Linked DNA regions of Mus musculus: region 2 is linked to region 1. Evidence: chromatin loops called from intact Hi-C (ENCODE). Cell type or tissue: left cerebral cortex. All regions are shown on one strand. Links, peaks and the distances in the headings refer to the core of each region. The heading gives the core; the rest is flanking DNA.

Region 1 (15,309 bases), core at 4,221-6,720:
TGTGGACTGGCTGGGCTATGGAAGAAGGCTTTATTATATGTTTGAAGATAGTATGAGGGTCAGCTGGAGGAGACGAAGCTGGAGTGGTTACCAGAGATGGAGACCAGAGAACTAGAGAAAGTCAAGACTTTCTCATCCTTGCCATATCAATGTATTGATCAACAGTTCTTGAAGGGAGGGCTGTTTTGGACTTGGAGAGTTACTTAACAGTGTCCACGGCCTCTATTCATTAAATGTTAGCACCACATCCTCAGTTGTAGTAACCTCAAATGTCTCTGGATATTACTAAATGGACCCTGGGGAACAGAGTGCTACTCTATGCCAGCATTTCCCCAAGCAGGCTTGCTAAGGAGCTAGTATGTGGAGGTGCTCCCAGAAGAGGCTCCAATCAAAGTGAATGACTGGGGAGCACCAAGGGTGACAGGCTCCTTTTCTGTATCCATACCCAGAGCCTTCCTCACATCAAAATGCACAGTAATTCTGCTTTATCTGAGGAAACACCAGTCAGGGAAGGAGATAGCTTTGTGGAGCTCATAGGATATTTCTACTCCACACAGCTAGTCATTCATGAAGAGGCATCCTGTTCTCATTGGTCTAGTGTCAGTTAGGTGGAAACTGCTGCTGGGTGGGTGGGTTTTACACCGCCACGTAATTTCCAGAATCATTGTCACTGACCACTGCCCTGAACCACCACCAGTCCCTTCCTTCATCTCCCACCCAACTCTCTACTTTGATGCACAGGCCAATCTGGGGGTAGTTTCCCCCTTGCCCCCCTTTCAAATGCTCAGTGTGCCTCAGTTTCCCTATGAACTTACTGCATCTCTCCAGCTTTCTGGAGGGTTGTTGAGGGAAGGCTTCATGGCGTTATAGCCCTGGAAGAGATTAGGAGCGGTTTCCTTTGGAATCTGTAGGTCCCAGGGATCAAGGATACTGGTGTGGGATGGCAGATTAGGCTGGGCCTGAAGGGTGGTCTGCAGGGCTGCAGGGTGGTCTGCAGGGCTGAAGGGTGGTCTGCAGGGCTGAGCATTGGATAAGTTACTTGCAGTCCAGCCTTGCCCAGTCTTGATAATTCACTTCTCCTAGTCAGATGGTTTTTTTTTTTAAATTGTCAGCGTGCTAAAATTTAGAATCACTCAAGAAGGGTGAGGAGTTATCTAGTTAAGCCGGCCTGTGGACATGTCTGTGGGGGACTATCCAGATTGTTAGTGGAGGTAGGAGGATTTACCTTGAATGCAAGTGGTACCATTTCCTGGGCTGTATCCTGCACCGTGTAAGAATGAAGAACACAATCTGAGCAGAAGCAGAAGCAAGGTCCGTGTGTTTGTTCTCTCTGCTCTTGACTGATGCTCTGATGATTTAATCCTGCTGTGACTGCCTGGACTAATGGATTATAACCTAGGACTGTGAGCAACCAGACCCTTTCTTCCCTAACCTGCTTCTGGTTAGGGTGTTTTTTATCCCAGCAATAGGAATGAAACCAGGACACTGCTGAAGCCCATTTGCTGGAGACTTGGAGAGGGAAGACCCAGTAAGTCTCGGCTTTCCCACTTCCTTTTGCATCAAAGGATGGGAGTTCCTTGAAGAAATCCCCAAGTCTCCCATCAGGAAGAGCTTCGGTTTTCTTTTCTCTTTAGGGAATTGAGAATTGTTTCAGACTAAGTATACACTACAAGTGGAATGTTCCTACAAAACATTCTTACGGGAGCAGGTGTGGACTTGCAGACCCCCTGCCTCCTGGGGTTAGCTTTTCTGTGAAGGGTTGCACACCTACTCATTTGGAATTTTTCAGCAACATTTACCATATGTCCATTATGCTGCAAGGGCTACTTTTTCATTTCTTTTATTTTTGAGGTTATAATATAGTTACATCATCATTTCTCCTCCCACTTTCTCCCTCCGAAGCCTTTCATGTGCCCCTCCCTCTGTGCACTTTTTCAAACTTACAGCCCCTCCCCCAACTGTGTCAATGCACAAACACATATATTCCTAAAATATCCTTTTCAGTCCCTATAACGTTACTAGTATGCGCGTTTTCAGGGCTGACTACTTGTTATTGGATGACCAATTGTTACGTTCTCCCCTGGGGAAGACTATCTTTTCCCCACTCTCAGCATTCCTTAGTTGCCTGTAGTTCTTTGATTAAGGAAGAGGACTGGCTTCCATGCTACCAGAAGGCAATGTGCAAGTTTCTAAAGGAGGGAAGCAAGCAACAGTCCTACCCAGCTATCTTATCTACAAACCACAATGATCAGCACCACGGCGTGATAAGGCTAAGGGTTCCTTAGTGGCATGCAGAGCCTGGCAGTAACCAACAGCTCTTTAATTGGACTTAAGACCCACTCAACAAGAGGGAACCTGTGCCTGGTACTGGAAATCTGTCAGCTTCCCAGGGCCGGTGAAATCATGGGAGCTTGGAGAAGAACCTACAACCACCACCTGACGAAACCAGCACAATCCCTGACAACATTCAAAACATTTATCTTTATATGAGCAGATAAATGTAGTCTTCACCCCTCATCAAGGAAACTTCTGTTGGCAACAGATGGAGACCATTACAGAAAACTGTAACCAATCAAATACAGAGTTGTGGATCCCAGTCCTAGTGGCTACATCTACAAAGCAGCTCTTGAACCTAAGGCTCAGAGAGCATGGCAGAAGAGAGGGCAGAGAGACTGTAAGAGCCAGAATATCAGGTGGTTTGCCGTGAGATTGTGTCCTCTCCTGGTGTCAAAAGTTATGCCCATAAAATCTTACCATCATGACTGCCTAAACGTGAGATGAACAAGATCAATAGCCACAGAGGTGCCAAAGTGGATGTGCGAAAGGCTACAAGCACTCTTTAAGGATGGAGGTGAAGGGTGTGAAGAATGTGGGAGTTAGGTTTTTAAAAACAAGCCATTCTACAAGTGAATGGCTGAATCTGTTTTTGCAACAGATCCCAGAGATAAGGTATTGAAAAATCAGTGCCAGGGGCCGCAACTTACTTCGGCCATGACCACTATAGGGCACCACAGTGTGGATCTCAGAGCACCTGCTCAGATGCACTGATGTCGTAAAGATAGATGCCAATCTACCCTTTTTCACTTTGAGCCAGGGCCTCCAGTTCCCGATGCTCATCAGCCAGTCCTGTCTGCAATGAGCCTTGAAACACAGAGCCACCAGACACAAAGCTCTGGTCTGCAGATGCTCCTGTCTGTCACAGCTAACCTACTGGCACACTGAGCTGGGTGGGACTTCTGATCTCTGCTTGGAGCTGGTTGATGAAACTGATGTGTGCTGCAATGTCCCAGAGCTGGCAGGACCACGGTCAGATCACTCTTTGAACATGGCAACGTGAAGGATGGAGCTCATGTTTATTCTGTGGTTTCAAAGGCATCTATGCAATGGTTAAGAGCACAGAGACGTTAAATGTACAAAGGGCTTGGTGGAGACCGGATGAGATGGGCACAGTCAGGTCTCATTATCAGAGGAAAAACTGTATTCTTTTCCATGCTCAGATGCCTAGCTTAAAGGATCCCAAGGCATAGGTAAAATTCAGGAAGTCTCAATTTGTATTGAAATTTGGGAAGCATTGCCTTATGCTAACGACGTTTTTGTTAAGAATATGGTCTTCTTTTCATCACCAGATTGTCCCTTAAATTAGTTGAAGCCTGGAGGCCTTAAATTAAAAGCAAGAACTTACAATGTGGCAGATTGAATTTAGGTTCGTGTGCTGTGTATGAAATATAAGAGTGGCTTTTGAAAACATAATTTAAAATGAATAGTGGGTTCTGTATGCAAGGCAGCAGGCTCTTGAATGTCTGACTGCTTGAGTCAAAAGCCCGGTATTTTGAAAGGTAGATATCTCCACCCAGCCCCTGCCTCCTCCAGGTGAGCCTGCACTGGAAAAGCCACTTTGAAATATGTGCTAATGGCATGGCATTGGATAAGAGTCGGCTCCTAAATGTCTTCGTTGCTCACCCTGGCCAAGGTGTATCTAACTCCTTGGGGTCCAACTCCCTTTTCGGCTACTAACAAGCCAGGTGTCTGTGAAGGTGAGAACAGGGCACTCTAATACTCTGGGCTTCACATCCCAGTTCTTTTTGGCTGGGCCTGAGAATCTGTGGGCAACAACACTGAAGCTTTCTTTGGCTTTGTTCATACATAGTACATAATCCATGCTGTCTGGGCAAAGGGCAGCTCAGATCAGAGCCCCCCCCCTTCTTCACCCCAAGCACACAGAATGAGCCAGGACCTTTAAAAAGACTGATTCTTAGTACGTGGCTGGAACCCCATAGAAGTCTTTACATAATTGGTCTTGTGGTGATGCCTACGAACTACCTGATAGAATTATCCATGTTCAGTTTTATACTCTGCCTAATAACAGAGAAGAGCCAAGACTCACAGGGGACAGGGGCAAGGTCCCCAGGCTGGGGTGAAGATGGCAAACAAGCTGCATCTGAGTGGGAAGTGCCAGGACTGCAAACATTTACTGAAACTAAAGGCCGCCAGCTCCCCTGTTAACTCATTCATTCACGGATGCTGTAATAGGTTCAGGGCTATAAAGGCAAGATTAGGACTAATTCTCTTAATCCTAGACCCTCGACTTCCAACCCAGCTCCTCTCCCTTTGCAGTGCAGTTCCCAGCCTCTGCCTTCCAGTTCCCCTGGGTTGGGGTTGGGGGTAGGGGTGGGAGTGGGGGATGGGGGATGCCAACACCCCCACCATTCTGCCTCACCACTTGCAGCATTTTGTCATTGACATTTTCTCCAGTACATTTTTTTTGGTACGACAATGAGTGACATATGGGGGCCTCCTTGTCAGATACAAAGTATCTCAAATGTATCCTTGCTGCCATCTTGCCTGACTCATTCTGTGATTACACAAGTTTGGATGACTAGGCAAGGAATCAGGGCAGAAGCAATTACAGACACAACCAAGATCCCGTCTCTAACTCCCTTAGTCTCTCCCTCCCTTCTTCCCCTCCTCATGCTCTCTCCTTCCCTCCTTTCCTTTCTCTTTCCTTTCTCTTTCCTCTCCCCCTTTCTCCTCCTTATCCTCTCTCCTCCTTCTCTCCTCCTCTAACTCTCCTTTTAACTTTTTTTTCTTTTCTTTTTTTTTTTTTTTGCCTCTCCTGAGACAGGTTTTCCTGGTGCATCCCTGACTGGCCTCAAGCTTGCCGTCCTCCTCCCTCAGCCTCCCAGCTGCTGGCAATGCAGGCCTGTGTCAGCACACCTTTATAATAGATGTTTCTGTTTTTCTTTCCTTTTTCTAAAGCATCCAAAGGTCCTTATGTCTTTCACTCTATTCTGCCACACTGCAGTGGGATGGTCGGGCAAGAACCCATTTTAACCAGTGGAAATCTAAGACTTAGAGAAATTGAAGAGTAAGGATTTTAACCAGAAATCCTTCTCTGCAGGGGGTGGGTCTGTATCTGTCCTTAAGACTGGCACCTAGTACTTCAGACTCTCCTTGGCAGAGTCTGAGAGCTGCCTTCTAGGTTCCAGAGTTCAAAACAAGCATTCATTTCTCCAAGGCCTTTCTCTGCTGGCTGGCTAGATGTGAGCACAAGGGGGCACCAAAGGGTTTCTGTTCCTTCTCTGTGCTGGGTTTCTGGCTTTTTCTTCTGGCTTGTAAGGAAATTCACAATGAAAAGGAGACACTTGTGTGACTCAGGAGGAGGGAAGACCTTAGAGATAATAAATACTCCCTCCCCTTTAAAAAGGAGCTTCGTCACCCTGTGAATGTTGACCCTTTCCTTAAGACGCAAAGGAAAAAGGCAAACTAGGGTATGCCAGCAAGTCATACGCAGAGTGGAGACAGAACATCAAATCTGGACGATGCTCAGGAGGACCTCAGTGGAATGAAGATCATACAAGGAAAGAGTGTGTGTTCCCTTCCTTACACCATGGGCCATGGGGGGGGTGGGTCATCAATCTTACAGTATCCCAACAGTTGCTGTTGCAGAGCCCACAGAGACTGGGGTGGCAGAGAGAGAGAGAGAGAGAGAGAGAGAGAGAGAGAGAGAGAGAGAGAGAGAGAGAGAGAGAGAAGAGGAGAGGAGAGAGAGAGGAGAGAGAGAGGAGGGAGAGAGGAGGGAGAGAGGAGAGAGAGGAGAGAGAGAGGAGAGAAAGAGAGGAGAGAGAGGAGAAAGAGGAGAGAGAGGAGAGAGAGAGGAGAGAGAGAGGGGAGAGAGAGGAGAGAGAAAGGAGAGGACAGAGAGAGAGAGAGAGGAGAGAGAGAGAGGGGAGAGAGAGAGAGGAGAGAGGGAGGGATGAATGTAAGGTATGGGCTTAGCTAAGCTGGCTAACTACCAGTGGGTTTATACCAGTAGTATGAGATGGAAAATGACCCAGGTTTAGCTGCATGGTGCTAATGTTATTGGGAATAGTTGTTGGGTAGCACTGTGGGGTGATGGGGAGGGTTCCCACTCTTTTAGCTTTGGTGGAATTTCAGTAATATGAACTCTACTTGGAGAAGCCCAGTGGGCACCTGAACTTATACACTCGTGTTCTAGGGAGCAGCCAGGCCAGAGGTATAAATCTGATACTTCCATATTGGGAGGGTTTATCTTGGTTGCTGGTTTCGCAAGATGTATATACTCACCTTGAGAACAAAGACCATGTCAGATGTGTGAGAGGTTTTGTAGATTAGGCTGTGGTGGATAGACCCTAAATGTAGACCTATTCCATACCATAGCCTGGGGTTCGCAGGCCAAGTAAAATGGAAAACATAGGCTTAGCAGCAGCCTTCATCTCCTAAAGGAACCTGGTTGAAGATGCTGCCTGCCCAGCTGCTCCATGCTCCTGCCTGCAGGTTGTCCTTGCTGTGATAGACTGCGACCTTGAACTTTGAGCCCAAATAAACCCTCCTTTTCTTAAGTTGTCTGTCGGGTGTTTTGTCATAGCAAAGGATGTAACAGATGGGCGTGGTCTCTTAACCCTTGTCAGCCCTCTATTTCAGATGTTATCCTTCCCAGCTCACAGATTGCAAGAGTAAGGCTAAGAGAGGAGCAGGTGACATCATTTCAAAGTAGTAGAACTGGGGATTAACTTGGGTCTGTGTGGTCCAGGTATCTATCTCTAAGCTGCCTCTCTGTTTCTTCCCTGACCCAACTCCATTGCAGAGAAAGAAGGCTGGGCTCACTCAGAGCCCCCTCAGGCATCTGCTTGGTATGGATCAGTTGAGGTGTCTGAGCCCTCCTTCCTTCCATGATCCCTCACAGATTACCTTCCATGTGCCCCTGCTAGAAACTGCTCTAACCAAATAAGCCCCATTTTCCCAACTAAACAGTGGATTCTTAGGGATGGAAAAAAATTATACACTTCTATCAGTTCATGTAGGTTCCATACAACATGTGGTGGAGGCTCAGAGAACAAGAGTCTGGGGGATGCTTCCTTGGTCCTTCCTCACAGCGCTAGCCAGGACCCTTTTCTGTCCACTTCTAGAATAATCAAGTATGAGAGCAAGAAGTCAGGGTCTGAACCCGATTCATTTTGGACAGCCCATGGGGCAGATGTAGAACATGAGGGTCACTTGTCTCTGGCAAACTTGAAGTCCAAGGATGGAGCTGATCTTGGAACCCAGGCAGATACAAAGAGCATTGTACCTTTAGAATGACAGGACGCGGAACATCGGAGGCCTGAGAACAGGAAGTTCAGGAGTACACCTAGCTCTGTGTCTTGTATTTGTAGGGGACCTTCAGCGCTTCAAGGCAGTGGAATTGCTCTATTTCAGACTGAAGAATTCTGTAAAGAAAGTCAGGGGCCAGGCAAGGTTAGTGGGGCATTAAAGCAGCCTCGCTGCAAATCCTACGTGAGGGGCAGGGAGACTTTGGACTTTCTTGAGCTTATCTCACGGGAACCTGATTCTCTGTCCTTGGTGGATGTCCTCCGTTCTGCTGGTCTGGGGCTCACGTTCAGGGTAAGAGATATAATCAAAGCCCCTGGTGGACATGGGCTTTGAATACTCCTAGAGCAATAAGTTAGTTTAATCATGTAGGTTGGTGGCACAGGCCTGACTCCAGCATCGGAAATTATAGTCTAAGCTTCTTGCCTCCTCTCCTGGGGCTGCTACAGGCTCCCATTGGTGTTTTTCATCTGCTGAGGTACGGTTAGAACAACCACAGCTAGAGATTGTGCTTTGATGATACTGAGGGCATCCGGGGGAGCCACACAAAAAGTGAGTCCTATGTTGGATTTGGAGGAGAAGAGGAATGGGAGAAGTTCCAGAGGAGAAAGTAGAGCCTGTGACAGCTTCTAAAGAGGCAAGGAAGACAGGGCATGCTTGGTACACAGCTGAGTGACCTGGCTCTCTCTCCTTTCATAGGTTACCTTGGCATAGACTACATGGTGTCTGTATCAGTGGGTTCATGATGGAGAAGGAAGAGGGAGCAGAAAGGCATTCTGCCCCCCTGTGGATCCCTCAGTGCCAGCCTTCAGCCCTAAACCCAATGTCTGCCATTGCCCAAACACTGACAATATAGACACCAGCAAAATGTGTCTTGGTTTTTTTTTTTTGTTTTTGTTTTGTTTGTTTGTTTGTTTTTCAGGGAAATAACATGACTATTAAATCTTGCTATGGCCCTTGGTATACCCATAGAAGACCCAAGATAATTATTGGGAAGAATACGTTTGTGGGAGATATGAACTGTCAGGGTGAGGGAACATTAGGGGGAGCAGATTGTGTTAGCCTGGTAGCTCGTACCTAGCTCAGTAACAAGACTGTTTTCAGTCTGGGTATCAGTGTGAGCATGTGCCAAGCCTTAGCCCCAGAGTTCCCTCCCATCTATGTTAACACGGGAGGGAGAGGTGGGCATGGAACTGAAAACAGATTTCCTCTGTGAGGGAGGGTGGGGCTCCTGCCTATATACACCTTGGACATCAGTGGTGATGTCAGAGTGGGAGGAGTCAACAGACATGGCAAATTTCCTCTATTTAAAGGAGACAAAGAATCATGTTCATCTTAGAGTGTGTCATTTAGAAATTTGGGAGATTTCAACCCATTTGTGAATTTTCTTTTTTCTTTTCTTTTTTAAAAATTTCTTTCTAAAATTTCTTTTTATTTGTAATTTTTATGTTTTTTTCATAATTAATTTTTATTTACCTTACATCCCAATTGCAGTCCTGCTCCCTCTTCTTCTCCCAGTCCTGCCCTTGAAAATCTCTCCCTCTATTACCCGCACCCCCAAATCCCTTGAGTACTACCCCACCCTGGGACATCTAGTCCCAGCAAGACCAAGCACATCCTCTCCCACTGAGGCCCAACCAGGCAGTCCAGTTAGGAGAAGGGGATCCAATGGCAGACAACGGAGTCAGCGATAGCCCTCCACCCCAATTGTTAGGATGCTTCATTTCCACATGAAGATCAAGCTACACATCTGCCACAAATATGAGTTAGTGTGTGTGTGTGTGTGTGTGTGTGTGTGTGTGTGTGTGTGTAGATCTAGCCCCTGCATGGTCTTTGATTGGAGGTTCAGTTTCTGTGAGCCAGACCCCTGGGCCCAGGTTAGCTGACTCTGTAGGTCTTCTTGTGGTGTCCTTGATCCCTCCAGCTCCCTCAACCCTTCTTCCCAACTCTTCCACAAGGCTTCCTGAGCTCCACCTGATGTTTGGCTGTGGGACTCCACATCTGTTTCTATTGGCTTTTGGGTGGCGCCTCTCAAATGACAATTATGCTAGGTTCCTGTCTGCAAGCAGAGCAGAGCATCATCGATAGTGTCAGGGGTTGACTCTCCCATGAGGTGAGTCTTAACTTGGGCAGTCATTAGTTGGCTGTTCCCTCAGTCTCTGCTTTAACTTTATCCCTGCACATCTTGCAGGCAGACAGATTTGGGGTTGAAGGTTTTGTGGGTGGGTTGATGTATCCTTCCTTCCATGGGTAGTCCTGCCTGACTACAGGAGGTGGTCTCTTCAGTCTCTATATCCCTTGCTGGTAGGAATCTCAGCTAGGGTCACCCCTGTAGCCTCCTCCATCCCACATTCCCAACTGTTTTCAGAGATGCCCACTGACTTCCGTTCTCAACCCCTCCCCTGGCACCCCTCCCCTTACACCTGATCACCATCCCCACACCCCTCCTCACCCCCTCTCCCACCCAGTTTCTCCTCTCCATCCACCTCTGACAACTATTTTGTTTCCCTTTCTGAGTGAGATTCAAACATCCTCGCATGGGCCCTCCTTATTACCCAGTTTCTTTGGGTCTGTGAATTGTAGCATGGTTATCTTGCACTTTATAGCTAATGTCTAACTAAAAGTGAGTACACATTTCTGAGTCTGCATTACCTCACACAGGTTGATATTCTCAAGTCCTATCCATTTGACTGCAAATTTCATGAAGTCTTTGTTTTTAATAATTGAGTAGTACTCCATTGTCTAGGTGTTCCACATTTTCTTCATTCATTCTTCAGTTGAGGGACATCTAGGTTGTTTCCAGTTTCTGGCTATTATGAATAAAACTGCTAAACAAGCAAGTGAAAGACCTATATGACAAGAATTTTAAATCTCTGAAGAAATAAAACTGAAGGAAATATCAGAAGATGGAAAGATCTCCCCTGCTCATGGATCAGTAGAATTAACATATTAAAAATCTTACCAAAAGCAATCTAGAGATTCAATGAAATTTCCATAAAAATCCAACATAATTTTTTGCACACCTTGAAAGAGCAATTCTTAACTTCATACAGAAAAACAAACAAAAACCCAGTATAGCTAAACAATCCTGTACAATAAAAGAATTTCCTGTTCCTAACTCTATAATTTTTTTTGAGAGATATAATTCAATTTCCAGAAACTCATCCATTATGGAGATATAGCCAAATGTGTTCTGGTCATTGTGTTCATGGATTCAGCCAACCCCAGAATGAAAATATTCAGAAAAAAAAAACCAAGAACCTGTCATTATTCTCTACATAATATAGCATAGCAACCATTTTTTGTAGTATCTTCGATGTATTATGTATTCTGAGTCATCTAGAGATGATTTGAAGAATAGAGTCAGGTAATGTGTAAAAAATATATAAGTAGCATACCATTTCATATGAAGGACACGAGCATTGAAATTTTTGGTAATATCTTTGGGGAAAGGATAAGGGTAGGTCCCTGGAGAGAATTCCCCAAGGACACCAAGGAACATGACTAAATAGGGCTGTGGAGTCATGACTCGAGCCCTATTCTAGCATATTCATTCTATGATTATCCTGATTGTGAGTGTTTGACTGAAATGCTCCTTTGGAAGCACGTGTGAGACACACTAGGGGTTCACAGTCTTCAGGGGAGAGGAGGCCTGAGCAGTGTGAATGGTGTTGTAGCTTAGTTGCTCTGTTTAGGAAGGGCGTCAAGAACCAGCAGTCCTTAACATGTAGATCCAGTGAGGCAGGGGCACTTACTACAAAATAATAAGGGTTATCCATCTCACTCTTGATAATAGCTCATTGTATAAGGCAAGAGGTTGAACAGCTTGCAGAGATTTTACTGGTATGACATGGCTAAACTGGGATCTGAATCTATGCCTTTCTGACGGCAGAGTTTGTGTGTTGAAACTGCTACATCTGAGAGAGGTTTGAAGATTGGTCCACCTGGATTTGACATTAAGACGAGTTAAATCACGTAGAATCTCAACAGCATGTCCAAGAACTCCAATTTTTACTGGATCTCCATCTAAAAGATCCTGACAGAGAGTAAAAAATTATTTAAGCCCCTAGACCTGTGTCCAAAATAGCCCCATTGTTCCAGGATGTCAGGTGTTTGCGGTTTTTGCCTTTATAGCCCAATTCCAGGTGTTTGTGGTTTGTGTGTTTATATAAACCCCTTACCCCTTGAGTTCATTGTCAACTCCTCTACCCCTGCGTGGGACATGAGTTGTCCCCAGTGCACTGGTCTTTCCCAAATAAACCTCTTGCAGTTTGCATCAAGACCAATTCTCGTGAGTGATTTGGGGTGTCGTCTCTCCTGAGTCAGAATGTGGGGGAGTCCTCACATTGTGGGTCTTTCACATCAACTTGAGTTTAATATAATGAAGCAGGGGTCCTTCCCCTCTGATTGATTCTAACTTTATCCAACATCAGCTGTGACTTGAAATGTAAGTGATAACCACTGGCTATCCCTCTTTGAGGACCCTGCTTGCACCCACACCCAGCCCAAGGTACCACAGGTCTGCTAAAGAAGAAAGGAGGCTGCTAACACATGGCCAGTTCACAGTGAGTTGCAAACAGACTGTTGTTGGAAGGCGCCACTGCCTTTCTCTCTCCCTTTCAAAATCAATCTTCAGGTTTCAAGCTTGAAACCCAGGTGCAGCTACCTCCTAAAGGTATGCTAGGGGTTAGGAGCAAAATGCTACACACCGCTTAACATGTGAAATATGATTTATCTTGCCTGGGCATATATGAAAAAAATGGAAGGGGGAAAAAGCTCAACAACAACCCTTCTGTTGAGTTTTGAAATGTAAATGTTTGCTCAAGCTTTGCAGAAGACAGCTTCACTTGGGCCCAGAGCTGTGTGTAAAGAGACATTAAAATGCATCATTTGCTCAGGGCTAAAAGTCATCAGCTTGTGATATTAATGCCCTTTAAAAATAATTTGATGGCATGAAATCAGAGCATGCCTTGTGCAAAGGATTGGCTCTTGTCAATTTTCTCATGGATCTACTGAGCTATAATTGCATTTAGATCATGTCAGAAATGAAAGGTTTTTTTTTTTTTATTTTTTATTTTTTCTTCTTCTCTCGACTGCTTTCATTTTCTGGAAGAGAGGTAGCAGGGTTCGCTTTGATTGCATCTAGTGTGAAGGACCTCACTCTGCAGGCTGGGAATAGACTGGTCAGCTAGAAGGTCACAGTCGTTATGACTGGCTGCTTTTCCATCTGAGCTCTGAGGCTCCCAGCAGGTTTTGTCTGGGCAAATGCTGGGAAGAGGGGAAAACACAGGGCACCTGAGGGAGCAGCTGCCATAGGTGGACTAGTGACTGCTAAAGCCACTTCAGTTGCAAATGACAAAAGCCTTCCTCAAAGTGGGCCTAACCAATAGATAGAAAGTGGTTTAAGAGGCAAGCTTGTCTCCTACGGTTCAGAGATGAAAATGGAACCCAAGCTTAGTACACATGGAAGCAGGGACTGAATGCTAACTGATTCTTGGGCAGTGTTCCAGGTCTTCCCAGGGTGATAGACACTGGGCAAGAGTGGATGGGTGTGGGTAGAGGACAAGAAGACAGTAGCATAGACTCTTCTAGTATTGCCTTCAGTACAAAAAAAAAAATCTTTTATTTATTCTTTGACAATACATGGATCACATCCACCCCAACTTCCTCTTCCCATTCCTCATGGACACGCCCCCCAACACGTCTTCCTCTCACCCTCCCCACTTTATTCATCTCTTATGTTTACGGGTCTATCCTCTTGCTAATCCACCGAGTCCAGTTGGTGCTGCCTGCTGCAATTCGGACTGATCTTGTAGAGCTAACCACACCCTCAGTGAGCCCATGAGAATGACAGCCATGCTTTATCCACGTAAGAGCACATTAGTGCGGTCCTTCCCATCCTCTGCCGTGCAAGCTCCCCCTCCCCCTCCTACCCTTGATCCCTTTCTGGAATCCCCTGGAGCAGCTCTACTTTGCTGCACACACAGTGTAAGGGTATGCCCCTGACAGAATGAGCCTGTTGAGTGTAAAACACCTTGACGTATCTGGATGGCTTCTCAGCGTCCTTGCAGGTGTTACAGTGGAAGGGAATCTGCCTCCTGGAGATCCCAGGAAAGAGTTTTCAAGGGATACAGCATTGGTAAAGAGGCATGTGGTCACTCAAGAATAAGCCAGTCTGTGAGCATTTGTGCAACAGGGTAGGGCACCTCTGAAATGGTGATCTCTCAGAGATATCAGGCTCGCACAAATCACTAAGTCTCTTGTCAAGGTGCTCTTCCGCTAGTTGTCCACATGGCTGAGTGCTCTGGGGATGCAGTTTTTCATCTAGAGCCTCTGTGTTCTTTTTTATTTTTATGTTTTGAAAATAATTTTAATGACATTTTAAACATACATACATACCTATATATATGCATTCATACATACATGCATTCATACATATATACATACATACATACTTACATACATATTCGTTTCACTTATTCATTCAACGCACAGCGGTTGAGTGCTGACTGGGAATCTGTGCTGTGGCCTAGGGTGGCCACAGTGTAACACCTCCTCATGGAATTTGAGGCTCTGTGGGGATTAGGGTGATAATGGCAGCCAGTTTGCTGATGGTGTCGCCTACTCTACCGCACTGGGTTGCTCCTACATCTACAGCATTGGGGTGATACAGACATTGCCCCTCCATGAGCTTCGACCTTGTTCTTTAGTGGGCTAGTCAACCCCATGATCCTCTTTGGATGGCTTTGAGTCCTGACTCTCAAAAAGTGTGGCCCCCAAACTCATGTGGGTTTCCAGCTCATGTCAGGGGTATGTGAGGTCAAAGCTCTCTTCTATAGCAATAGCAGAATGCTTCTCTTTTTGTCTCTGTGGTGCCAGTGTGGCAGAGTGCTCCAAAAGCTGTGTGATGTGTGCTATTTATCAGCCACACCACCATGTGGCAGTAGAGGCAGATGATGCAAATCTCATACCATTAAAGTGATTGCAAATGGACCAACAATGTTATATTCATTGCACTAACTTATTTTTGTATTTTGAAATAATATTTTTTTTTTACAAAATGCTTAGTTTATATTTAACGTTCTGTGGACAGTAGAATGCTTCCATTACTACTGTGATCATTATTTTATCTTGGCACATGTGTGGGTATGGGTGGTGTTGGCATTGTATGACTTGGCACTCATGTAAGAGTCAGAGGACAGCTTCTACTGCATGTCTTCACTTATCACTTGTTTGAAGCAGGCCGCCCTTGTTTGCTACCGTGTGCTGCAGCCTAATGGGCCCATGGACGTCTGGGGAATTCTCCAGTCTCCACCACGTGAGTGCTGGGGCTAAGCACTTGCTGCTACATCAAACTTTACAGAGTTCTTGGGGATCTGAACTCTGGTTCTCTTGTTTGCTTGGCAAGTGCCTTATCCATGAGAAATCTCTCATTTTTTAAATGAGTCACCCTTCCCACTCTCCTCCCCTCTTGTGTGTGTGTGCGCGTGTGTTTAATAGACATAACACATAAACAGGAGCTGTTTGGAAGTCTTAAGTTTTGAATAGTATTAAGGGTTCTTGGCACAAGATGTTCTTCAGCTGATGGTTCACAGACAATAGGAAGGCCCATGTGGTGTGGTGGTCAGAGCTCCCACAGTGATGGGAATTTCTCAAAGGATGTTAGGGGGAGAATTGTAAGATGAGCCCTAGATTCAGTTT
Region 2 (15,309 bases), core at 8,152-10,651, 240 kb after region 1:
ATAGAGACGACTAGAGCTTGCTCTCATGCCAGCTAACATTTCCCAACTCTGTCTCTGTGCCAAGCACTGGATTAGCGGTTTACTGTGACTTCCTTTTGTATTCTCCCTTCAGCCTGTGAAGTGGGTGCACCTGTGTGTTTCCTGAGGCAGAAGGGCATGGGGCACAGATCACAGAGCTATGTGCGGGAATCTCAGCCAAAGGCTCCTTGATGTCATTTACAGGTTTTGTTTTCCCCTGACCACTTCGTATTTAGTTTCCGGGGAGTATTCCTTCTTGTTTAATTAGTATGTCGGATCACATCAGTCCTTTGTTGCCTGACTCCCATGCTTGCTCAGCCCATGGATCGTGATCACTGGGCCCCCGTGGGCACTCCTGCTCATCTTAGGTGTGTTCTGTTTCTCCTTCAAGGCGAGGAGCCCAGGAGGTTAAGGTCCATCCCGTGTCCTGACAGTATCATCTTCCATCAGGTGAAGGCACTGCCTTACCCAGGCATGCCTGAGCTACCCGGTGGTGGATATCAGTGTAGGAGAAAGCTGAAAGGTGAGTCACTGCAGGAGCACAAGGAGGTAGCTCAAAGTCTGTGTCATGTCATATTGAGTAGGATCCTGGTCAAATCGCACTTCGTGTCACTTGGGATTCTGTTAGTTAGAGACCACTAGAGAAGTTTCCCAATGCTAACAAGGCCAGCCCTTGGGTCTGCTGAGCAATGGGTGTGTGGTACACCGAGCCCTGGCAGTGAGGCTAGGCCTCTTACCCTAGAGGTGCCTCAGCCCTCATCCCATGTTTGTATCACTAGTGTTTTCGGAAGGTTGTCTACCCTGCCCCTGTGCATTAATTTCTGGAGGGACCCAGAAGTTTCTGATTAATTGAATTGCTGGGCTTCTGTAAAAAAAGACAGACTACCCAGGATGCCATCTTTATCTCTGGCTTTCTTTGCAGGCACTGTGCAGTGGGGTGGTGTAGCTCAGGCCTATGTAAAGGAAGTACCCTTGGTACTACCCACACCTTAGTAGAGCCTTGAGGAACGACACGTGGCCCAGGCCCAGTTGCAGAGAACACAGCTGCCAGAGTTAGAGGCAAGACCTGGGCTCTAGCCTAGGCACACAGCTGCCTTCTTGCCCAGACTTTAAGGTCCTTGTGTGCTTAGCTCTATCTCTGTTGTGGAGTAGCATGTATCCTGCTTCACAAGCCCAAAATAAGTTGGCTCTGTCTTGAACTTCAGCTAGCCTCAGTATCTTCAGCTCCCTGAAATCAGGTGGGCAGAACTTTGAAGGGTCCACATTTCCAAGCATGCTCCAGGCAAGACCTAGCCAAGGGGAAGAATTGCTCTGTACCAGGAGTTTCCTCTTCAGTAAGTAAAGTGTGGCTTCTAGGTGAGGGGCTATGCTCACCCTGTCTGTGTGCAGCTTCCAGCAGCAGCGCTCAGGACTTTTCCTTCCTCCACTTCTTCTCTTTCTTTCCTTCTTCCTTTGAAGGAGGAAGCAAGGGCAGACAAAAGGGCACTGAAGATGATGGGCATCTTGCCTGTGGAACCCAGCTCTGCTTGACCCCGATGCCCACGCCATTCTTCATGCTAAGTCTTGCACTCTGTGAGGTTCTTTCTACCCCCTAAAGCTTGCCTTGAGCTTTCCAGTCCATAATACCCTTGGTGCCTCCCCTTCCTGTTTCCATTGACATTTTTCATTTCATTGATTAGGGCATCTGTTGTACTATCTTGAGTAATTCAGCATATTTGGAGAATTTAGGTTGCTCTGTCTACCCGGACATATACACAGTGTTTACACAGTTTCACTTGTGTGTTCATGGACACTTAGGATGTCTACTGTATTGGTTGTCCACACATGGCTGTCCTATGTCTTCCTCCACCCCATGTATTTATGTTACTGTGCTTAGATATAAACAGGACCTATTCTTTCAGCCCATTCTTATCTAGCCAGCAATGAGCATCTGATCTAAATGAAGTCTACAGGGAATCTCTTTCTGGGTCTAGGAGATTGGGAGTTAGCACAATACCCTGGTGAGCAAGCCATCTGCTACATATAGGCAGCACCCAAGGATTTCCCTGTTGACCTGGATGGTAGATGAAGGTAAAGTTTTCTCTCAAACTGCAGAAAGCTGGGCCTTCAACTCCAGTCCCTGTGATTGTCCCATCCAAAGTCACAATGGTTGCCTTATCTTTGAATCCTATATGACCTCTTGCCTGTATGGACTCGAATCCATGCATCCCTATACTCTCTGGCTTATGTTGGTCTCTGAGGCTCTTGTCATCTACAGAAAGAGCCTAACTCAAGATGCCTTTGATACCCACCAGTGTGATGTAGTGATAGTTCTCACCTTGACCAATGATGAGTGTTCATTTGGAATTTTACTGAGGTTTGAACATTGAACAACCCTGGCTTCCAAGTTGTGATTCAGGAGCCATCACGATATCAGTCTGCCTTAGTCAGTCAGGTGTTCACAGCTCAAGAGACGATGCTTTTCACTGGTTGTTGTTTACACAGTTGCTTTGGGTGATATGCTTAAAACAAAAGGAAATAAAACTAAATCTGAATTTAGTGTCTGTGTAGAAATATACACCAAAGCTGGGGATAAAATTAGTGAAAACTGGAAAGGTTAGTAGCTTTGGGATAATTATTGATAGAGATGTGATTGGTAAGACAGCTAGGGGAACACACTTGTTATAGTTAAGATTTGTGGATCTGCAAGACTCTGACTTGATAATTTCAAAGTACTGTACTTCTTGTTGGCTTATAGAATGCAGATTGCTTAGCTAGCCAGGCCTCCAGTACCTTCAATCAATTCATGAGCAGTGGCAACTAGAATCTGCATTTAAACATAATTTAGAAAAAGATTTATTTCTGAAGTGGTTCATAAACTATATCAAGGGATGCTTACCACAGCATTCTTCTAAGCCATCTGCTTGTTTGTCATCCATTTCTCTGTTATCTATCTATCTATCTATCTATCTATCCATCTACTCTATTGAACTATCATCAATCCACCTATCTACATATCTACTTATTTTCCTCTCATACATATCTCTCTGCACCCACTGTCTCTTTCTCTTCCTGACTCTCCTTCACCTGCCCACATTCTCATGTTTGTTCACCTCTCTGAGTAAGTGCCCCACAGCTCCTCCTTTATATCGGCAGCACCTAAAAAATGTTGGCACATTTTAAATCCCTTGAAAATGCTTGCTGCTTGACTACTCCTTTGGTAATTTTGGGCTTAGGTTTTTTCTTGGCACTGAATTGCACCCCATACTCCCCACATCAGTACACTGGAGAGTGGACAGCAGGTGTGTCCCATATCCACCCCCTACTCATGTGGAGCCTACTCTTTTGAGTCAAAGCTCTAAATTTAGGAGAAAAACTAGCCCCCTCCAGGCCTGTCAGGTTAGGTAGTCAGGAGGAAGAAGAAACTATGATTCCAACCCCAAGGGATTCAGGTTTTAGAAGCATGGAAAAGCAGGCAGGGAGCCCGAAATGTCAGGGCCCTCCTCCCCAGGGAGCTGAGGTTGCCTAGGCCATGGTTTCTTGTGTCTTCCTTAAGTGCTGTGTTTAGAATAGGATGTTGCCTTGAGTTTGAATCTGTGGTCCTTGAGGATTTTGTTGGGTTCACTTTGAAGTTGGCCTTGAGATTCCAGGTGAAGTTCTCGCAGGTACCTCAGCTGCCATGGTAACTTCATTGGTGCTGAAAATGTGGAGTTAATTGATAGCTTCTAATCAAGAAGGAGGTGAAATTTGAAACCGTGGGAAGAATCAGTCTGATCGTTTGAAGCAAGAATATATTATGAGTTGCTATTTACATATCATGAGATTTTCCTTACTTAATTCTTTTAGGTTCTGTTTCATACCTGAAAGAAAAGGGAGTAGCGATGTCACACATCATCAGACAGCTGCAGGTTTAAATGAGATAATCGGTGACTTCTAGCTTACTGCCACTATTATTATTATTATTATTATTATTATTATTATTATTATTATTATTAGCTAGAATCTTATGCATGTTTACATATAAGCAAATGTTTGTAGACATCCATTATTACCAGACAGGGTTATATTTGTTTATTTACCAATGGAAAAAAATCAAGAAACTCAAAACTTCTGTCAGATATCTCAGGATATTGTGAGAAAATACACATTTATGTTATACTGCGAGAGGAAGTTACAGTGTTAGAGTACCCTGATTCTCACACAAAGGAACAAGAGAATCTCTGACAAGAAGTGGGATGGTCTTGTTGGAAGAAGTAATTTTAATTTGGGGCTTAAAAGGTTGGGGGCAATTTTTCCAGTGTGACAGGAACATGAGTAGGGCTGAAATAAAAAGAACAATTTATTAGGTAGCTTGACAGAAAATGTTCGAAGTTAATGACTTGAACTCCGTCTTGATCTTGTGACTTAAATAGCAATATCAAGAGTACAGATGCCCTTAATATTTCCCCTGTGGCTTTACAGCATTGGTGGTACTCTCTGGTCTTCTATTGTACTCTTTTAGATTTTAATGCCTCCCTATACTCTTTATTGAGGCAGCCACAAAGATGTCATCTGGTTTCAAAGGGAAGGATGTTCCTACTACCCGCTCCCAGTACAAGATGTGTTGAGGTCAAATTTATAAGATACCTTACTACTAATAAAGTTCTTTCTATTTTCTTAGTGTACTGGAAACTCTTAGAATGGTAATAAAGTATGTGCCACCCCCCCCCCCCCCAAAGGATAGGGGCATAGGATGGGAGACACCAGGGAATATGGTGAGCCACAGATGTCACGATCAGTGTGGGTTAGGGTGATGAGGATTGTGTTACTGCGGGAACAGAGGATGTCTGGGTACTGGCAGGCAGTGTGTGGTGTGGAGATGTGCCTATGTACACATTTTTGGGGTCAAGTGGGGTGATGTTGTTTGTCTTCTATGTGCATATTGGTAAAGCCAAGGAAACCTGAACAGGTGAAGATCAAATCTGCTGCCACCATGCCTCTGTGAGGCAGAGAGGTCCCAGGGTTCTAAAGCAAGCGGTTCATTGTAGATGCCCTTCCAACACAGCAGAGCTCTGCCATGAGGTCTCCTACATTCACCCAGGACGATCAGGCGTTACCAGGCAGAGACAGTGCTCTTAGGCCTTTCTTTTCTCTTCTGTTTTGGCATAGGAGGTAGCACTGAACCTCAAGGTTTGGAGGAATTGCTAATGATTTTTAGTACAGTAAGAGCCTTTGGTGGGGGAAAATAAAGCATGGGTTTGGATATCACCAACCGACCTACTTCTTACCTGTCCATCCTTCACATGGCAGAGGGTCTCTGTGAAGGAAGAAACATGTCTAACCTATCAAAGCTTTGGAGCCAAGCTGGGTACATAGTAGATGTCCAAGCTTGTTTGAGTGAAGTAACCTAAACAAAGGTCACTTATTCTCAAGGTGAAGGGAAGATGTCCTGAATTCCTTGGGGGGTACTCTGTCAGCCTGGCACAAGGCTCAGTGTCATTGTTTCCCTTTGAACTTAGCCCTTCATTTTGTCTCCACATCTGATCGTCTCCTTCCTCCGAAGCAGGATTTTGACCTGTCCTCTCCTCTGCTTCCGCACCTAGTGGTGCGGAATAGATCTGAGATGCGCTCTTAGATCTGAGGTGTCTGTAATTTGAAGCACACCTTGTGAGCTTTGCATCATAGAGGGAGTTGGTCGGAACCCTGTGTCAACATGAAGGAAGGCCTGATTTTGTTTTCTCTCTTTTCTTCTTCTTCTTAAGTATCCCTGGTATGAGCTCTTGCTGTAGCTAAGATACATGAAGAACCTATTTCTTCAGAGATATTTTGTAGAAGATAGATTCTCAGGACTGTGACCATGGATTCTTGGAGAAGGAAAGGACAAGGAGATAGGATCAAATATATGATAGTGAATCAATACAGATAGATTATGTGTCCTAGTCTACACGAGAGAGGGCTACTAAATCTCATGCTCTAAGCTGCTTGAGGTTCCTCCTCTCTTTTAGGAGTTATATAAAGACAAGGCTCAGGCCTACATTATTTTAGCAGTCTAGATAAGTTTCTTGGCCTGGCAGCTAGCAGAATGCTGGCTTCCATAGGAGATGGAAAAGGACAGGTCTTCACAAGATCTAGCACTGCCTATGATGACACTAAATTTGTCTTCCTCTAATGTAAGGGATTTTAAAACACTTCAGCAGTTGAATGGATGTTCTTCCTTCTGAGGTACATGGTATCTAAGTGCTGGTCTAAGAACCTAGACAGACTGAGATCTCTATGATACTCTGTGTTCCAATGTGAGTGGGATGGTCCTTTAGCTGCCCAGTCTTGGGATGATGCCCTTATGGCCAAAATCCCTGCCAAAGTGGGAAGAACAGAGACTCAGAGCAAGGTGAGATCCAGACTGGAAGTTTGTGAAGCTCTCACAAGACCTGCAAAGGCAAAAATAATGTTACTCCAGGAAAGGAGATGCCAGCAAGTCCAGAGAAGAGAGCTGTCTAACAGCAAGCATGTCTGTGGAGATGGCTGACTTGTGGTTGGGAGCAGGACAGAGCTGAGGAGAGGTGAGGCCTGAGCAGCTTCCAAGCTAGGGAAACTGCAGAGCTGCAGGGAATAACAGTTCTCGCAGCTACCTCGAAGTATGAAATGGGGGCTACAGAGACTCATAAGAGCCTTCTGTATTTTGGAGCTCAAGTTCAAGTCTGACTCCCTAATTATGATGAAGCATTGGCTTCTAGAAAGCTCAGAAGCACTTCCTCTGTTGATCCCCAGGTGCACGTTTTAGCCACTACTCTCACAGGGATTTTTTTCTCTTCCCCTCTTTTCCTTTATTTCATTCACTATAGATATTGCCTCAGTTAAGACCTCTTATAATCTATGATTAGACCATTATAGTAGCATGCTCAGCAGATTTCATTCAATTTACCTTCCGTGGCCCACCCTCTCTATCCTTGTTTAATCTCCTTAGCTTCTCTTTAGACGCCTCCCCACCATTTACCAAATGGAGCTGAAATGGAATGGTTATGTTATACTATCAGGCAGGGCCCAGTGCAGCTGCAGGCATCCTTGAGTGGAGAAGTGGGAGACAGAAGAGTCAGGGTGATGACATATGAGAAAGTCTTGAACGGTCATCATGGACAGTGAAGATGGAAGAGAAAATGTTCAAGAAATGAGGGACAGCCTTTTGAAGCTGTAAATGCAAGGGCAATGGATTCTTCTCTAGGTCATCCAGAAGTAAGCAGGGGTGTGGCTCTGCTACTTCAGCATATTCTGGAATTCTAACCTCCATAAAAGTACATGGGACATTTGGATGGTTTTAAATGTGTGATCATTTGTTACAGCAGCATTAGAAATATATATGTTCAGTCTTTAAAACCATTATTATCTGGCTTCAGTCCACTCCCATGGTTTGTCTTACGTAAGGCTGGGAACATTGCATACTGTTCAAAGCTCTAGGGTCCATAGACAATCACAGCCAAGGACCATAAACCCTCTAGCCTTCTTGTTTATTCTTCCCTTGATTTCTTACTTCTAAATTTCTGGTCTTTAATCTTCTATTAAGATGAATAGACAAAGTGCCATCTGTCCTAAAAAGTCCTCAAAAAAGACAGCCTCTGCTCCATCCGAGTCATTAAACAGCAAGTTACTTTTTAGAGAGCTTTCAGGATTCTTGTGGTTCTTGCTTGAGACAGTGAGCCTCTAGCCTCAGGTGACCCATACTGTGCTGACTGTCATGGCAAGAGACCATCTAAGTCCTCATTTCTAGCATAGAGATCAGCAGGCCCATCTCCAGCGGTCACCATGGCCATTGGCCAGAGAGTCTATAGTGGTCTACAGGGTTGAATGTGAAGTTGGCTTGATTGATGGCGGAATCACAGCTGGTGAGCATTGCTTGTTTTCTTTACTTTGTTTGCAGAGGACCCATGAGAGGCTGGGCAATCTCAGAGGCTGGCGATCTAATAGCAAATAAAGGAGATGTGATGTTTGCCCCGAGGATCTTATGATCCTTCACAAAGCATCCAGGGACAGTGGCTCCCTGTAACCTGGGTAACAGTTGATCCCCCGAAAAAAAAACCATTTGGTTGAGTACTCCTGAGACCTGGGGAGAAACACTGCTTTTTTAAGAAGTGAGAAGGAAGGGTAGTAAATGTTTGGGGGGCAGGATCCATGCAAACAGATGAATGGCAGGATCAAAAATGGCACAGCAGTAGCCATGGACTTGCTTGGACCTGTTAACTTCTTAGTGCAGAACTCATCACCATGAGGGAACACAAAATGAGAATCCTGTGTGGGAATCCTAAGCTCTCATCTCTTCGTGAGCAAGAAGCCAGCAAGGCTGCTCAGCATTGTGTGAGGTCCAGCCTGTTGTCACTAAAGAGGTGAAATGCTCCTTCTTGGGGACATGGCATCCCTCCCTCTCCCCACCACTCCCCAGAGAGCAGATCACCTTTGTGGCTTAGAGCAACACATGGTATAGGTTATACTATATGCTGATATGTGTTAGGTCTCAAACTCAAGACAAATGGCTAACTGGGATGCCTATTTAACATATCAAAGTAGATGCTGGCCATTCTACTCAGCATCATAATTCTCAGCATCATAAGCACCTTTTACAGAGTCATCCTGGCTGGCATACCCCACTGGGGTTCCCCACACCCTCTTCACTGAACTTCTCAGCCCCTGAGCTTTTTTCCCTACTCCTCTTTCCTGTATAACTCAGCCATTTTGGTGAGGTGATCTCTTGGTTCCTCTCTTCTCTTGGGTTTCTCACTTGCTCCGGTCTCTTTGCTCCTGGTTCCTCTCTCTTTGCTCTCTGACTCTCCCCCAACCCTTCCATTCTCTCATACTCCTCTCCTGGTTCTTTCTGCTAGCCTGGTTAAGTCTAGATCCATCCAGAGCCCCCTGGCTGTGTTCTCTGTCATATCTATAATAAACCTTCTTCTTAACCATATACCCAGCAACAATTTTTGTTCCTATGTCATCATTTTTTTTTTCCATTCAGTGTGCTATGTGCCTGGTGGTGAGACAGCTTTCATATACTCCTCACAGTTAGCATAATTGAGGGAGGGATATATATTGACTTGCAAGATCAGGCTGCTGGGGGCTCAGTAAGGCAGGTTCAGAGAGTAAGTTGTTGAGTCTGGAGTTCACAGCAAGATTATATGGTTTAAGGCATTTGCTCTCCTCCCTCCCACCCCCCACACCCTGCTTCCCACCCAGATAAACAGGCTGCTGGTATTTCTCTTTACCTTGATGGTTATTCATGGACTTCACTGAGCCCGTGGTCTTGATCTCAGCGTGGTGCATCAAAGTCCATGAAAGTGGACATGGGTGGAGTAATAGAAGGTTAGGAAGGGGTGAGCTCAGATTGCCAGTTAAGGTGTCCCCTTTAAGCTGCTGACCCTGGTTCTGGAGTGCTAGCCTCTGAGAGTACAGGAATTGGCACAGAGATCTGGGGTTCTTTGGTCCCCACCCCTGTTGCTGGGTTGCCTGCTACCTACATCATTTCTAAGCAATGGCCATCTCTCTCTCATTTTCAAAGCCCCTTGGGGGAAATGACAGCGAATGGATTTTTAATTCACTTTTAATGGCTTGTTACACAAAGCTGGGACAACCCCCTACCACTCAGCAGCCATTTGTCACAAGCTCCTTGTTTCAACAACACCATTTCCTTAATCTGTCATTTGCCTTTTCCCCCAGCTACCAAATTCTGTAAAGCATTTTCTAAACATCAGCCTGCTTTAAGGATGACTAATGCCTAGTAACTTCTATATGGTCTCCCTTCCCTTAATGTTGGAGACATAGGTAAGTCTCTCTCAGGTGTACAGAACATGGTGTCTATCACCTACTAGTTCTGTGAATATGCCTTTCAGTGTCTGAAAAGTACCAAACATGGAGAGAGAACTTAGTAAGTACTCAGCAAATGTTGGTGTGCCCCTTAATATTGATTCTGCTGGCACATGAGCTAGTCTCACCTTCCAAGTCACTCTTATGCTAGAACACTAGTGTTTATTTTACTCTGTATCCCAGCAAGGTCAGGTCCTCTCTACGAGCCCATGGAGAAGAACAGAAGAAGAAGGGCTGAAAGTTGACAGTTTTTCCCACTCAGGATCTCCCTACCCAGGCTTCTACCATGTATGCTGAAGTGCCTGAGAGGAAGCTAGGAGCCTCTTCCACATCTTCTTTATCAGGGCTGTGTTATCTCCAGAAAGTAGACACATGGAGGGAATGGCTTCCTACCACCAGCCACACTGATGCTTTACTGGGCTGAATAAGACTGGAGGTTCGATTCCTGTGCAAGGCAGGGTGGGGCTGAGAGAAAGCCAAGAGAGACCATTAACAGTCTGCAAAGTTGACTACAGGGAGCATCCCTTTCAACCCCCTGTTCCGATGGGCTGTTGGGCTTTGGCCTAATGGTTCTTTAGACCAGAAGGTTGCTTTCAGTGTCTTCTAAGGAAGTGATACATGAAGTCCCATTAGTTGCTGTGGCTTCTCTGGGTGATATTAATTACTTTTGCAGAACTGTCACAATCCTTTGTGGTTACTCTGTGCATTAAAATAGTTGTGATGTTAACTACCACATTCTCTGAGTAAAACAAAGAATACATAGAGAAGAGAGAACATTTATGGAGTCTATCTAATCTATCTATCTATCTATCTATCTATCTATCTATCTATCTATCATGTATATATCATCTATCTATTATTCATCATCTATATCTATCTATTATCTATCATCTATCTATCTTTTACATATCACCTATCTATTATCTATCATCTATCCATTATCTTCTATCTATCTATCTATCTATCTATCTATCTATCTATCTATCTATCTATCTATCTACATCATCTTTTTATCTATCTATCTACCTATCCACCCATTTTCTTATAAAACAAAGAAGGAAAATTTGCATAGTGGCTGTGATATTGATTTCCACCACTGGCCATGAAGTCACAGTTGGTGAGCCAGCTTAACTCTTTTCTTCATCCAATTTTGTGTTTCCTTTGCCCTTAGCCAGTGCCTCAGGTGTTCAGCGTTTCAAGCTGGTAGCACGATCTTATAATCCAAAACCCCATTCCTGAAGGGTCTGAGTTCTTAATAGTTTTCTTTTATTACTGTAGTCTCCCATTAACTTTTACTTCAGGACTTGAAAATAATAAGAGGACTTGAAATTGATTAGAGGATGATACCAATTAGAGGCTTTGAACATCATTCTCCTTGGGTTCATTGTACAATAGCATCCATTTCCCCTTGGTAACAGGAACAGATCACCCGGCTAGTCGGTAACCTCTTCTTTGCCTCTGAGTAGCGGGAGATGAGACAGATGGATAAAGACTGCAATCTCCAGTATGATGCAATAGATGCTTTGTCTCATGGTGATGTCTTCTACCAACAAAGCTTAGAGTTTGGGGGGGGCATGAAGAAAATATTGTATGATGGCTAGTAGTGCTAATGATGAGATCAGTAACCCTGTTCTTGACTCTTGATTTTCAAACCTCTAAGAGGATTAACATCATAATCTCATGCAGGTTTGGGCTCCTGGCTGTGTTGCCACTGTGTCTTCAGAAACCTTCAAACCTTGGCATCAGGCCTTCTAGTGGTCAGGTCTAGGTATTGCCAGCAAACTCCACAGACTCCTCTGTGGTGCCATGAGCTCCTTGTTGGAAGCCATGCTATGTGGGGCACCATGACAGTGGGAAGAGCATTGGGGATGAAAAGTTTCAGTTCTGCTACAGTTGACGTAGGAGGGAAAGCAGTTCCCATGAGCTGTTGCTGCCTCTCTGGTTTAGGAGGCATGATCTGTAGACAGCCTGTCATTGGGTGCTACATGGAAGTTGGGCTCAGTTGGTTCTTGGGTTGGCAAGTTGGAGTTCAGCAGTTGTATAATCTTCCCTTTTGGTGAAGAGGTACATCAGCTGAGGCAAAGCCTTTTCTGTCTGCATCCCAATGACTGTTTCTTACAGCTCCCTCCAGACAGTCAGAGGGGTCACAGACACATACAACGTGGCTTCAGCAAAAAGGCATCTGTGTACCTGGTTTCTAAGAGTCTTCTTACAGTAAACACCGTTGTGTTCCCCTAAGATGCAGACACCCTGGGCCAATTTGAGAGTTCAGTCAAGAGTGGTTATCTTGCTGAATTATTTCAACTTTGAAGCCTCATATTGTCAATATCCATGCCTGAGTCTGATCTCATCTTTCTTAACACTGTCTGATGATCCCTGACATCTCCAAGTGATGTTTTCAGGCCAGCCTGGCCACACTGAGCTCTAAACTCAGACATCCAGCTTAATGTGTGATTTTTTTTCTTTTTTTTCTTTTTTTTTTTTCTTTGCAGCATCTCTAGAGCATCTCGAAGGTACTGCTCAATGCTAACCTGATCTTTCCTTCCAAGTCTCCTAGGGTCCTCATCTTACACAGCAGTTCCCTGCTTCCAGTGTCTCAAGCTCAGATGCTGATGTTTTCTTTGGCTAAACTCTCTTAATTATACCTTGTTAATCCAGTTCTCAGTGAAGATTTTTTGGCTTTGTCCTCAAGTATATTCTGACCCAGCCTCTCCTCGTTCGTTCCCTTCCCTCCGTGCCGTTTCTAAGGCTCAGCCCACATCGTGTTCCACCTGGGTGGTTACGCTTGGCTCCAAATTCACCTTTGTTTCCCCCACTGTCTTTTTGCACAGCAGCTAGAACATCACATTAGAATTTAAATCTCCACTTTATATTTCTAGTATCTTCTGGTTTGACTTAGAGTAAGAACTAAAGTCCTTGTAGTGGTTCCGTAGGTTCAATGAGAACTCGACCTCCTGTTCCTTTGTTGAACTCATCCCATAGGACTATTCCTTGCACCTCCCCAGCTTCTGTAATCATCCTTGAATCTTCCGAGCAGCCTCCTGCCTCAGGACCTTTGCACTGACTTATTTATCTGTCTGTAGTGTTTATCATCAGGGATACACATCAGTAGCATCATCTCTTACCTCATTGAGAAGTTTAAGAAAATGCCAGTTTGCTATCAAACTCTTGTCTGGACTTCTATTTGCTTTTGCTGCTTTGTGCCTTCAGGACCATTCCGTATGTCACCAGTGTCGTGTGCCTTGCTTGCACGATCCTTCCTCTTTCTTGGTAGTCTTTACTTTCTGACTGCTGTCATTTGCTGCTTACTTATCTTCTCAGTTAGAATATAAACTTCCTGAGGGCAAAGAAGATGCCTCAATTTCTTCTTTGCTGAATCCCATATGGAGTGGGTTAATGAAGGACTGACAAATGATGTAGCCTAGAAATGGGGGTGCCAGTGGACTGTGGTGCATTTCAGAAATCTCAGCGTTCCTTTTGCAGTGTATATGATGAAGAATGATCCAAGCATCACATGGAGGTTTTCTATTAAGTTCCAGCAATTGTTACCACCTGAATGAACTAGGCAGAGGGCCTCACAGTTTTTCAAAATGTCACACATCATCTTTGTAGTGATGACATTGCAATCTCTTTGTGGTAATTAGTTATCTATCCTCCTGACTAGATTCCAAACTCACGGTAGGCAACATCACCATTTATTTCATTCTGCACTTGAAGTGAGAACCAAGACAATCTTGTACAGTGAAGTCAGTTTGGGATCTGGATAAAGATTTGTTTCTATTCCCTGGAGGTTGAGGCTCCCCCTTGTGGGAGGAGATGCTGAGATACAGTTATGCTGAGACTTAAAGTACATGCTTGCAAGCATTCCTGAAGAAGTTTATGTTCAGCATCTCATTTGCATTCCATGGCTAATTGCTCTTGGTAAAGAAAACCAGCAGGTCCCTGTTCTAATTAGCAAGGAGAGAAGAACTCTCTTGTTGGGGCAAGGGCAGGGTGGTATAGTTTACACTACACCCTATTCCCCTGTGGTATTATAAACTGAATTAAGGGCTTTTGAAATGTTCTTCCAATGAGCAGTGGACCTTGTCACCCCTTTAAAATTCTTTATTGTAAGATAGGACCTCACTAATCTGTCCAGGTTGTGCTGTACTCACTAGAAGCCCAAGCTGACCCTGAATTTGTGATCCTCCATCTTAGCCTTCTGAGTAACTCATCATTACAGATTCATGACACTGCCCCTGCCTGTCCTGTCTGTTCACTTCTGAGCACCTCATTCTTGTTCTGAGCCAATAGTTCCTTTAGTTAAAAGGCTCCAAATACAAAGAAATGTAAAGAGATGAAAATGTTCATTACCTGGATGGATCAGCACATTCTGTGTGAAAGCATACAGAATCCTGATGCGCTCTTTAAAGGGGTGCAGTTATCCCATTTAATTGAGAAGGAAGGGAAGACATAGAAAGACATGAAGGAAGAAAGAAAGGAATAGAGGAAAGATAAAAGGAAGGAAGAAAGGAAAGAGAATGGGAGGGAGGGGAAGAAGAGGACAGGAATTTAAAGGAATCAAGCTTTCAGGAAGGTTTAATGAACTAAAGTAATTTTCCTTCTGAGTAAAATTTTACAGGCATTAAATGTTCTCACTCCACTGACTGGGCTCACAGGCGAGGGTGTCTCAGTGATTTATGAATTTGCAGATTATGCATTATCCTTTCAGAGGACAGGAATCCCCTGGGGCTTCCCGCCTGCCTTTCTGAGCTGAGCTGACTAGAGTGGCCAGGTAAAGGCAATGAGTCAGACCTGCAGTCTTCTGTGTTTCCACTGGGCTCTGGTGCAATGGGCATTTTACAAAGGTGTTTAGCAACTCTGGCATCCGGATTGTCTTCCACCAGTAAAAGGTGTATCACTATTCATTGCTCTGTCCGTCAGATGACATCTCCAACATGGCCGTCAGACTCTAGGTAGAGCCTTAAGCCCCTTCCCCTAGAGTAAGCATGGGACAATGGGATACAGTGAATTTAAACATGGGAAAAGTTAAGAGGATTCTTAGATGCAAAGAGGCTACAGTTTCTGAGCCTGGGAATTTTGTCTCATACAGGGTATGGTGTATGAACAGGCTAGGAAGCCCCTCACTTCAAAATTCTTTGGCAACCTTGCCTAGGGTCTGGGCTGGCTCCGTAGTTCCAGTATAGATGATCCTGGAAGGTGGTCGGTGAAGCGGGCTCTCAATTGAATGACAGTAGAAACTGTTGCTGTTTTAGTCACTTTATCTCATGCCAGATCTAGCAGAAGACAGGAATGGATGAATGATGGAGAGAAAGGAGAATGACAGTGACATTTGTTACTGGTGTTGTGTTGTCTGCGGCTTGCGTGAGCCTCTGGGAGCATCAGCAGACATGAAAATGAAGACAGTAGATATGGGTAGGCAACCAAGAGTGTGCCAAAGGCCAGCTATGCCCTTTCCTGCTCTTGTACCATACAGTGACAGATTTGCAT

Evidence for each region. A loop is a pair of places that touch in the nucleus more often than their neighbours do. Peaks named below come from ENCODE experiments on the same cell type or tissue, not always from the same donor. Only the 100,000 strongest peaks of a DNase experiment are listed, where the experiment ranks them.
Region 2: it touches region 1 in a loop (4-fold over the local background); 5 of 42 quality-filtered maps call a loop at or near these places.

The regions. Positions count from the first base shown.
Region 1 is chr19:48,138,786-48,154,094 of GRCm38, forward strand. No RefSeq gene overlaps it. Among named protein-coding and RNA genes, the nearest start is that of Sorcs3, 60 kb to the right of the region's middle. In left cerebral cortex, for the core only: a CTCF peak has its summit at 5,548 (motif pointing right); DNase peaks (open chromatin) are centred at 4,846 and 5,558.
Region 2 is chr19:48,378,116-48,393,424 of GRCm38, forward strand. All of the region lies in intron 1 of Sorcs3 (sortilin-related VPS10 domain containing receptor 3), which reads left to right. Among named protein-coding and RNA genes, the nearest start is that of Sorcs3, 180 kb to the left of the region's middle. In left cerebral cortex, for the core only: no CTCF peak of the experiment used is centred there; no DNase peak of the experiment used is centred there.